Regions from separate parts of the Mus musculus genome. Here region 1 is linked to region 2. Evidence: chromatin loops called from intact Hi-C (ENCODE). Cell type or tissue: heart. All regions are shown on one strand. Each heading gives the region's core, and the rest is flanking DNA. Links, peaks and the distances in the headings are about the cores only. Region 1 has its middle 4.7 kb from the start of Degs1. Region 2 has its middle 22 kb from the start of Capn2.

Evidence for each region. Peaks named below come from ENCODE experiments on the same cell type or tissue, not always from the same donor. Only the 100,000 strongest peaks of a DNase experiment are listed, where the experiment ranks them.
Region 1: it touches region 2 in a loop (2.3-fold over the local background); 3 of 42 quality-filtered maps call a loop at or near these places.

The regions. Positions count from the first base shown.
Region 1 is chr1:182,284,844-182,290,224 of GRCm38, reverse strand. No RefSeq gene overlaps it. Among named protein-coding and RNA genes, the nearest start is that of Degs1, 4.7 kb to the right of the region's middle. In heart, for the core only: a CTCF peak has its summit at 2,219; no DNase peak of the experiment used is centred there.
Region 2 is chr1:182,536,528-182,541,908 of GRCm38, reverse strand. No RefSeq gene overlaps it. Among named protein-coding and RNA genes, the nearest start is that of Capn2, 22 kb to the right of the region's middle. In heart, for the core only: a CTCF peak has its summit at 2,311 (motif pointing right); DNase peaks (open chromatin) are centred at 2,378 and 2,678; H3K4me3 peaks cover 624 bases; H3K27ac peaks cover 685 bases.

The sequences.
Region 1 (5,381 bases), core at 91-5,090, 250 kb after region 2:
CTCTGGGTCTATGGGTCTGCCTCTTCTCGTGGGTAAAACTCTGACTTCTTGCTCTGAACCTAAAGGCAAGAGCAGCAATTACTTCCTTTCTGCAGGACATCCCTATTTTATAAAGCGTGAAGATTTATAAAGGGTGAGAAGATGAATCTGATTGTTCCCAGTCCAGCACTGCTGGTGTGGAGCCTCCACTGAATCAGGGCAGGGGGCGTGAGAGGAGCACTTGACTGCTTGGCTCCACCTCCCTGGAACTTAGCAACTGCAATTTGGACTCACTGGCAATCTTATCCCTCCAGGGAGATTGTAGTTCTTGGCTGAAAACTATTGGGGCTGGTCTGGTGGCTGCTATGTATTCCAATGCTAAAAGACTGTATCTCAAGATCTGGTTGTCCCCAAGAAGAGCAAATCCTCAAGTTCACCAATTTTTGTTGTATGAACCTTGCCTCTTAAATTTAAGAGTTTAATCTGATTGGTTAATAAAGATGCCCACAGCCGGCCGAGCAGTGGTGTCCTATGCCTTTAATCCTAGCACTTGGGAGGCAGAGGCAGGCAGGTTTCTGAGTTCGAGGCCAGCCTGGTCTACAGAGTGAGTTCCAGCTAGGACAGCCAGGGCTACACAGAGAAACCCTGTCTCGAAAAACCAAAAAAAAAAAAAAAAAAAAAAAAAAAAAAGATGCCCCCAGCGTGGGCTAGGAAGAAGAGAGGGGACAGAGAAAAGGTCCCCAGGCTTGGGATGTCAGGAAGGAACAAGGAGGTGAGATAGAAAGAAAGGGGGTCGCCATGGGGAAGCAGGAGCGTGAACGCATGGGCATGCGGGTTACCTGAAGGAACAGGACATTGCCTGGGATGCAGACTCTGTTCTGTCCAGTGGGGGTTGGCTCAGATGTCAGGGACAGTCACTCTCCTTGCTGAGATTCAACTTTTCTGAGATAAATATTTACATATTTTTCTGTGTATTCCCAGAACATTTCTGGAGACTTTTTATTTTCTCTCTCCCCATTCTGGGGGCATTGTATATCTTCCATCTGTGTAATGCACACATTTAGAATGCAGATGTACGCTCTATTGATCAGCCAGGTTAAACAGGGCAGGCTGTTTTCCCTGAATAGCCAAGATCTGTTTAGCCCCCATTCTTTGAGAAGACTTCCTCTGAATAAAGTCTACAGTATTTTGCAATGCAAGTATTTCCAACCTGGAGAGACCAAAGGAGCTGCATGCATTCAGGGTTTTGGGGGGTCCAAGGGATCAAGTTTGAAGTCTTCATAATGCCCAGACTGGAACAATACCCAGCACCATCAACCCTCACTACCTTCACCCCACCCCCACCCCCCACATGCTTAGAGTCTGGCACAGAGCAAAGCATTCAGGGAACCTTTCTGCACAGCCAGTGGTCGGCCCACTGTCTTTTCCCCCAGTTAGATATGTAAGAAGGCACGAAGACACCTGTTACAGATCCCAGAGTCACACCCAGTTCTGTATTATAGTTCTGCTGAAGGCACTGGGGTGGAGGGGAGGGGTGTTCAAAGAGCTTCTTATACCTCCACTCTGGAAGTGAGTTTCTTAAGCATGCTGTAGTGTGAGTTTGTCTGGAACAGTTGGCTGACTCTCTTCTAAAGGCCCCTTTGTTGTTGACAGCTTGGTCCTCAGCTCCTTAGGAAGCAGAACCTCGTTGATCTAGTTAAAAGTCTGGAGTTTCAAGCAAATTCTTGAAGGGATTATTAGAATCTCTGTCTCTTTGTGTCTCTGTCTCTCTTTGGGTCTCTGTGTCTGTCTGTCTCTGTCCCTCTGTCCCACTCCCCTTGCTGGCTGTCATGACAAGAGTCTCCTGGGCTGTGTGCTCCATGACATGCTGTGCTTCAGCAGATCAAGGAAGAATGGCTGAAAGCTGATGGAACGGTGAGCCACAATAAATTTCTCTACTTAGAACTGAACTCCTCTGTCGTATCTGTTACAGAAAAGACACATTTCCCACACTACCCCGGACAGTTTGCACTCACCCGTGGCTGCTGGTTCTCAGATCTGTTCCTCTGGATTTTCCTGCCCTGTGCTGCAGAAAGGCAGGCCTTCCGTGAAGTTTTTCATGGTCCCCCCTCAGCTGGATTCAGTCTGTGTTTGGTTAATGGGAAAGAAAGGGGAGCGAGAAGAAACCAGGGGTTTCTCCCATCCTCTCCCTGCGCTAACTCCTCCCAGCAGGCCCTCTGTGGCTCTGCTGTCACTGGGTGGTGCTGAAGTCCTACTGTCTCCTACTGAGGAGGAGGCCTTCCAACCCAGGGACAGTGTCCTCTCTGTCCCTTGTTTGGCTCTCAACCCGTCAGCTGCGTAATCCGCATGTTGTAATAGATTCCTTGTGTAGTAGATGAGTTTTGAGCAATGTCCTTCTGTTTTTCTCTAGTTAGATTATGACGGAGATTTTACAACATTCCCTGTTCTGCTAAATTCTTCATTTCATTCTTTTCTCCTGCTCTGCTGCCCATATTATCCTTACCAGTTCTTAGAAGCTCGTGTATTTTATCATGATTTAGCGTGTGTGTGTGTCTGTGTGTGTGTGTCTGTGTGTATGAGAGAGAGAGAGAGACAGAGAGAGAGAGAGAGAGAGAGAGAGAGAGAGATCCATGTTAGAGGACAATGTGTAGGTGTCATTTCTCTCCCTCCTTCCACCAGGAGAGTGTTGGGTATTGAACTCGGGTCATCAGGCCTGGCAGCAGGCTCCTTTGCCTACTGAGTCTTTTTTGCCAGCCCTTCCTGATACGAGTCCTTTGTTGACCACAGCATGAGAAATATCTCCCCACACCTTATGGTTTGTCTTGACTTTCCTTTGAAGTCCTGTTCTTCCGCAGTCTTGCTATAGAGCTGAGGGTGGCCTTGAACTCCTGATCACACGTCTACATTCTCAGTACAGGGGGGACAGATGTGCACTGCCAAGGGTGGCTTTCACATCCTACCTGCAGGTGATATCAGGATAGCATAATACTGTTCCCGCTGTGAGGCATTTAACCACTTGCTCTGGAATGAAGCCATCTTTTGATTACAGCAGAAGAGAGACAACCAAGGAGGGTAAGACAGCTGTGGAGTTCATAGATAACTGTGATGTCCACCTTAGATGTCCACCTCTATAAACCCCTCCTTCAGCTCCCTTCCACATGACATGCTGTTTGGCTCTAAGGCTGCCTTCTTTCTCCTACCAGTCAGAAGTAAATTCATTTACTCTAAGTATGAATTGAGTCTCAGTCTTTGGTCTTTCCCTGAGGATTTGAACACCACAACTCCATCAGTGACCTTCGAATAGATGGAGTGTTACCATTTTAACCTTGTGTAACCTCAGTTACATAGTGGCTTCATGGCCAGTGTGTGCTACATGAGACCCTGTCTCAACAACAAAACAAAACAAAAAAAAAAAAAACAAATAAAATCCATTTTTGAGACATTTGTATTCTAGGCTGGCTTCAGACTTACTAAATAGCTGAACTCGAACCCCTGGTCTCTCCGGAGCACCCAAGTGCTGGGATTGCACGTATGTGCCACCATGCCTGGCTTACAAAGTAGTTTTGTACATGAGTTTCCACCAAGTTGTCTTGCAAAATTCTTTTATTTTATTCCGGAAATGCAGTTGTTAGATTTCCTACATTGATGATGTCAAAGACAGTTAATTTTTATCAAACCAATTTTCTGGTTTTTGTTAAGGCCATCATATATATTTTTTTCTTCAACATACTTTTCCCCTTACACGGAGGGTGAATTGGGAGACAGAAGCATGAATAATTGTCTGGCTTTCTTGGGAAAACAAGAGAGTGTGAAGCTTCCTGGGTGACCCTCTTACAGTATGTAGATTAAGCAGTTAGATGAGCAACTAATTAATTGTTAAGTGAAGTATCTAAATCCACAGGCCTAAAGACCAACTTACAGAAGGCTGTTGAACCCCTCCTGGATAGGTAACTCAGCCAAGGGAAGGTGTTCCCCAGAGGCCAGACCCCCAGAAGGAAGAAAGAGGACTGTATGGGAGATAGGTTGGTGTGCAGACTCAGACTGGAGAACGTATGGCACACAGGATGCCAGCAGGCGACTGGGATGTAAGATGCTCTCAACTCTCTACAGGAGCAGTTCCCATAGGCTAATGCTTGCCAGTGTCATTATTAGATTTCAACTGAGTGGCTTTTGAAATGACATAAAAATAAACTGCTTAGCCCACCCTGGTGCGGCATGCTATAAATTTCAGCACTCTTGAGGCAGGCTGTCTCTGGGAGTTTGTGGCTAGTCTGATCTCCACAGAGGTTCCAAACCAGCCAGGGGTACATGAGACCATGGCTCAAAAGAAATACATTTTGAAAAAGAAGAAAAAGGAAAGGAAAGGAAAGGAAAGGAAAGGAAAGGAAAGGAAAGGAAAGGAAAGGAAAGGAAAGGAAAGGAAAGGAAAGGAAAGGAAAGAGGAGAGGAGAGGAGAGGAGAGGAGAGGAGAGGAGAGGAGAGGAGAGGAGAGGAGAGGAGAGGAGAGGAGAGGAGAGGAGAGGAGAGGAGAGGAGAGGAGAGGAGAGGAGAGGAGAGGAGAGGAGAGGAGAGGGCAGCTGGGTGGTGGTGCACACCTTTAACCCCAGCACTTGGGCAGCAGAAGCAGGAAGATTTTTTGACTTTGAGGAATTCCAGGACAGCCAGGGCTGCACAGAAACCCTGTCTCAAAACCAACCAACCAACCAAACAAACAAATAATGGAAACATTTAAATTATATGAAAGAGAGCTAGAGAGATGGCTTATCAGTTAAGAGCACTGACTGCTCTTCCAGAGGTCCTGAGTTCAATTCCCAGCAACCACATGGTAGCTCCCAGCCATCTGTCATGGGATCTGATGTCCTCTTCTGGTGTGTCTGCAGACTGCTGCAGTGTATTCACATACATGAAATAAATAATTCTTTTTAAAATTATATGAAAGAATGTGTCAAGTTCACCGTATGGCTGCTGGGAGACTTCTGGGAAAGCTATTTCTGTTTACTCCAGATAGAGAAACAGCAGCAACCCAAATAAATAATTCTATCCAGCTTGGCGCATGTCTTAGTGTTTCTGTTGCTGTGAAGAGACACTATGATCAAGGCAACTCTTATAACGGCAAACATTTAATTGGGGTTCAGTCCATTATCATCCAGGCAGGAAGTATGGCAGCATCCAGGCAGGCATGGCACTGGAGGGGCTGAGAGTTCTGCATCTTGTTCTGAAGGCAAGCAAGAGAAGATTGACCTCCAGGCAGCTACCAGGAAGGTCTTTCAAAGCCCACCCCTCACAGTGACATACTTCCTCTAACAAAGCCACACCTACTCCTACAAGGCCACACCTCCTAATAGTGCCACTCCCTGGGCCAAACATATTCAAACTACAACAGTGCACCAACAATTTCTTTG
Region 2 (5,381 bases), core at 319-5,318:
AATCAACCAAAGTCCACAATTCTAGAAAAGTCTTTAAATATGCTAACCTTGCCTTTTGGCTTCTGTAGTTCTGCTTCTGGCTAACGTTTCTCGTTAACTGAAGTGTGTCAGCCCAGGACTTGGTTTTTATGCTTAAAAGCTCACCCTGAGAAATGCTCGGGGCTTCCAAATTACCCAGCTGACTAGCTAATGAAGACTTTCTTTTGTCTTAAACCCATGTCTGAACAGTCTTCTCTGGTGACTACCCCACAACAAACTCAAAACAATTGTGACAATACGCCCGAGACCTGTGCCAGTCCAACCAGAGAAGATCCCAGTGGTGGGGACGGGGGTGGACATAACTCCCTCCCGTAAACTGAGGAGCAATCGCTCTTTGATAGTTTCAGGGAGAGAAAGAGTCAGTCTTTTCTAATGATATGACCCTGGGAGATTGACAACACACCAGGCGAGAACCCCACCCAAGACTAGCTGGGCAACATAGACTGGACTCAATGGAGAAAAAAAGAAAAGTCTCAATGTGGGTGGGAAGGGATGGAGAGGGTAGTAGTGAGAGGAGTTGGGGGAGGGGAGTAAATGTGGTCAATGTGTCAAAGAATTGATAAAATGTTGCTAAAATGTTTTCTTTAAAACAGGTTATAAAAGATTGGGTCTCTAAACCTTCTGTCATGGATGAGGGAGGCCCAACCCTGAGGATCTACAGGCAATCAGTGGTAGTTGAGGGCGAAACACTTCTTCAGTGGTGTAGCCATTGGAGAGATGCCCATGCGCCAATAAGTTATCTTACATCCCTGTTTCTGATAGTAACGTTAATTATAGTGACTGGTTCTCCCCAAAGAGAGGGGAGAGTTGTGAAGGAAGGAGGACTAACTGGGAAGAAGGGGATCTGCAGAGTGAGGGAAGACCAGAGAGGGTAGTCATGGGGTCACACAATCAAAACACATGAACATGCAATAATAAAAGTCTGGTGTATAATTAACATGTGAAAATTGAAACCTTTAAGACAGAAAATAATAAGACATAGAGGGATCCAGAGGCTCCGGAGTGATGATCCTAAACTTGCCAGACATCAGACACTGGACAGACTCATCCATCTTCGGCTATTTGTAGCAGTGGACCCCAAAGGTCACGCCAGCATCCCACAAAGAAATCGTCTTTCCACTCCCTTTGCTGAGAACTTGCTCCACAGCCATGTCCTGAGTGATGTGCCTGAGAACCAATCCCCAAAGCATAGGGAAAGTAGTTACGGTTCGGCCTCCCAGGCTCCATACGGAGTGGCACCCTCCTGCTGCATGACTTTCTTACGGCTGCAGTGACAAATGGAGTGGCTCAAGAGCTGAAGGGTCCCAGTCAACCTCACTAGATTACATCCAGAGCTCCCCTGCATGCAGGAGTTCATGCACTTGCCACCCTCTGTGTTTAGACACTGACTGCATACTGTGGTTTATGGACTGCCTCTGCCTCGCATCGCTTCACTTCCTGGCCTCCTTTTTACCCTACAAAGTACCACAGTGCAGCTTTGGGAAATTAGGGTGTGGTCATCTTCAGGAAGCTGTTACTCAGCCTACCACAGTCCCCAAGCCTCAGCCAGCAGGGACAAACACAAAACGAAGGGTTCTTAGAGGCAGATTCCTGTGTGCATGTTAAAAGTAGAGGTAGACAGATTATAGGTAGATAATAGAGGATAGAAAGAGTGTAAGAGATAACAGATAGATAAATGGTAGATAAATGATAGAGACAGTGAGTGAGAGATGATAGATAAATGATAGATAATAGGTAGATTGTGATAGACTATAGACAGATATAATAGATGATAGATAATGATAGATTATTGATAGGCTATAATTGATTGATAGAGAGATGGTAGATGAATGATAGATAGATAGATAGATAGACAGATAATTAGGTAGATGAGTAGATTGTGATGATAGATGATAGATACATAGATAATGATAGATGATAGAAATATGAATAATAGATTGTAGATAGATGATGATACAAATAGATTATAGATATATAATAGTAAGATTATAGACAGACACATAGATAGATGATAAATTGATTATAGATACATACACATACATACATAGATCGGCTATGATGGACAATTGGTAAATGCATGAATAACAGAGACAGATATTACATACATATTGTGAAGGAGTTGGTATCAGCCAGAGGGCTTTGAAATCTGAATATTGATAAATACACCAGTGCACTTTGCTAATTTTAATTGCTTATGCTGGAAAGGCCTTTTAGGTAGAGATTTCTTTTCTGTACTGCTGACTTAATTTTTTTCTTGAAATAACATTACTATATTTTGCCACACGGTGGAGCCAACGAAACATCAAAGAGGCCTTTGCAGCCGCCATTTTGTCCTTTCTGACTGGTTGTGACATCATCCACCACCGACTGGTCCCTGCACGGTTTGGGTATTTAGAGGATTCATGTTTGCTCAGGCAATCTCAGGGAACTTTGCAGTTGTCTGTACTCAAAGAAACCGTCTGAGCTCCACACAAGAGTAAAGACAGAAGTTCTCTCCTGACAGCTGTCAGTGTGACTGGGATGAGAGCGCTGGGTGCCATTGTGAGGGAATAGGAGGTGGGTGTTGGCGTGGGGAGTGGGGGGTGGGGAAGATGCAGGGTGTCATTGTCATCAAGAAACCCAAGTCCTTCCCAGGTCTGCAGGAGAGGGAGTCAGCTGGGCTGGGGGTGTAGGAGATTGCTTCTGGCCAGAGCTTTGCTCCCAGGGGTGCATCTCCATGCCCTTGGCTCTCCTGTGACAGGGTCTATATTGATCCCTCTCCAACCACACCTATCACACAGGCTCCTTCCCTTTGATACACTGTCACAGGTCACCACATCATACACTCTTTGGCCTCTGTGTACCTGCAAGGTTCGCCTCTGGCCTCCACCAGCACCTACACAAAGATTCTTTGTGTGACCAAACTTTGGTCCGGCTCCTGAACCTCCTGAGTACTTCTGAGTACTTTTTTTTTTAAAAAGATATTTTCTTCATTTACAACTCAAATGCTATCCCAAAAGTCCCTTATACCTCCCCCCAACCCTGCTCTCCAACCCACCCATTCCTGCTTTCTGGCCCAGGTATTCCCCTGTATTGGGGCATATAATTTTTGTAAGACCAAGGGCCTCTCCTCCCAATGATGGCCGATTAGGCCATCTTCTGCTTCATATGCAGCTAGAGACATGAGCTCAGGGGATACTGGTTAGTTCATATTGTTGTTCCTCCTATAGGGTTATAGACCCCTTCAGCTCCTTGGGTACTTTCTCTAGCTCCTCCATTGGGAGCCATGTGTTCCATTCAATAGATGACTGTGAGCATCCACTTCTATATTTGTCAGGCACTGGCATAGCCTCACTAGAGTCAGCTACATCAGGGTCCTGTCGGCAAAACTTGCTGGCATATGCAATAGTGTCTGCGTTTGGTGGTTGATTATGTAACGGATCCCTGAATAGGGCAGTCTCTGCATGGTCCTTCTGCAAGAGCAAAACCCCAACTGTAACAACAAAAATAACAGGAAGCAATAATTACTTTTCTTTAATATCTCTTAATATCAATGGACTCAATTCCCCAATAAAAAGACAGACAAACAGACTGGCTACGTAAACAGGACCCAACATTTTGCTGCATACAGGAAACACATGTCAGAGACAAAGACAGACACTACCTCAGAGTAAAAGGCTGGAAAACAATTTTTCAAGCAAATGGTCCAAAGAAACAAGCTGGAGTAGCCATCCTAATATAGAATAAAATCGACTTCCAACCCAAAGTTATCAAAAAAGACAAGGAGGGGCACTTCATACTCATCAAAGGTAAAATCTTCCAAGATGAACTCTCAATTCTGAGTACTTTTAACAAAGAACTCTATTAAGTCACCTTAATATGCCCATTCTCAGGACAGCCAGAATTTAAGGTGCTTGCTGGCATGCCCGACAACCTCAGCTCCATCCCTGGAACAGTGGTTCTCACCCTTTAGTACAGTTAGCTCCTCGGGTTCCCGTGATCCCAACCGTAAAGTTATTTTCATTGCTCTTCATAGTTGTAATTTTGCAAGCGTTACAAGTTGTAATATAAATGATATGCAGGATATCTGACATGCGACCCCTGTAAAAGCATATTGTGACCCCCCCAAAGGGGTCGTGACCCATAGGTTGAAAACCACTGTCTAGGAACAACATGGTGAAAGGGAACAGACTCCTTCAGATTGTCCTGTGACCTACACACACACACACACACACACACACACACATATGCATGCATGCAATATATGTGCATGATTACCCCCAAACACACACATACACACACATACACCACATACATACACAAATGAGTGAATGAATGAATGAAAGAATGAATGAAAAAATAAAGAATCCCTCCACCCACATTCTGTTTAGCATCAATGTCTAATGAGGTCTCTGTCACCCACTATCTTTGGATGTCTGATCACCTGACTTGGCTTCATCAAAAATGCTGTTAGGTGAGTGTGATGGCTGGTTTTGACTGTCAACTTGATTGAGTTAAGAAACATGTTGGGCAGCAATGAGGCATATCCTAGGGTGTGGCTCACAACACTGCCTCTAGAGTGGTTTAAATGAGGTGTAGGTGACGCTACCTTGTGAGCTAAAGCTTGGGACATGAAAAAGGAAGAAGGAGAAAGGCCACTGAGCACCGACCTCGCCTGTCTCTGCTTGCTGGTGTGCACAGATCCAAAGCGTGCCAGCCACAGTCTCTGCCATGCCTTCCCACAATGATAGACTACTCTGCCCTCTCAAACCACAAGCAAAACAAACCCATCCTCCCAGGGGTTGCTCTTTGCCAGGGACAAGTCTCGGTGATGACTCTGGTAACTGAGTTATAAATAACTGGGTTAATCCAATCCCCATACCCTGAGGCTTCCACCTACTGACCCAGACCTGCTCCTTGACTGTCACTTGACTGTCACTTCCCACTAGCTCCCTGGCTTCCTTGCTCAGAAACCCCATCACCATGGTCTTGTTTTCTATTATGATGGTTCAGAATAGTCTTCTTTATCATACTTAAATATACCACTGAATCATGCATGTTTTCTTCAAAACTCCCATCCCACACTACCACCACCCTAGTCACCGCACCAACATACTATTCTCAAGAGGCTGAGAGATGCCAGACTCTCCCTGGCTTCCATGATTGGATCCCAAAATGCCCTGAGGGAAATAGGGAGGAGCTGAGCCATGTGTGAAAGGGCAGCCTGATCCCAAATGGACTCCCCCAAAGATTTCTTTAACCTGAACCCTCAAACTCTCATATCAGCCAGAACTCACAGTTTAGGGATGGGCTGAGCTACAGAGAGTAAGAAAAGGAGACTACAGGAAGTGCTTGCAGGGTCT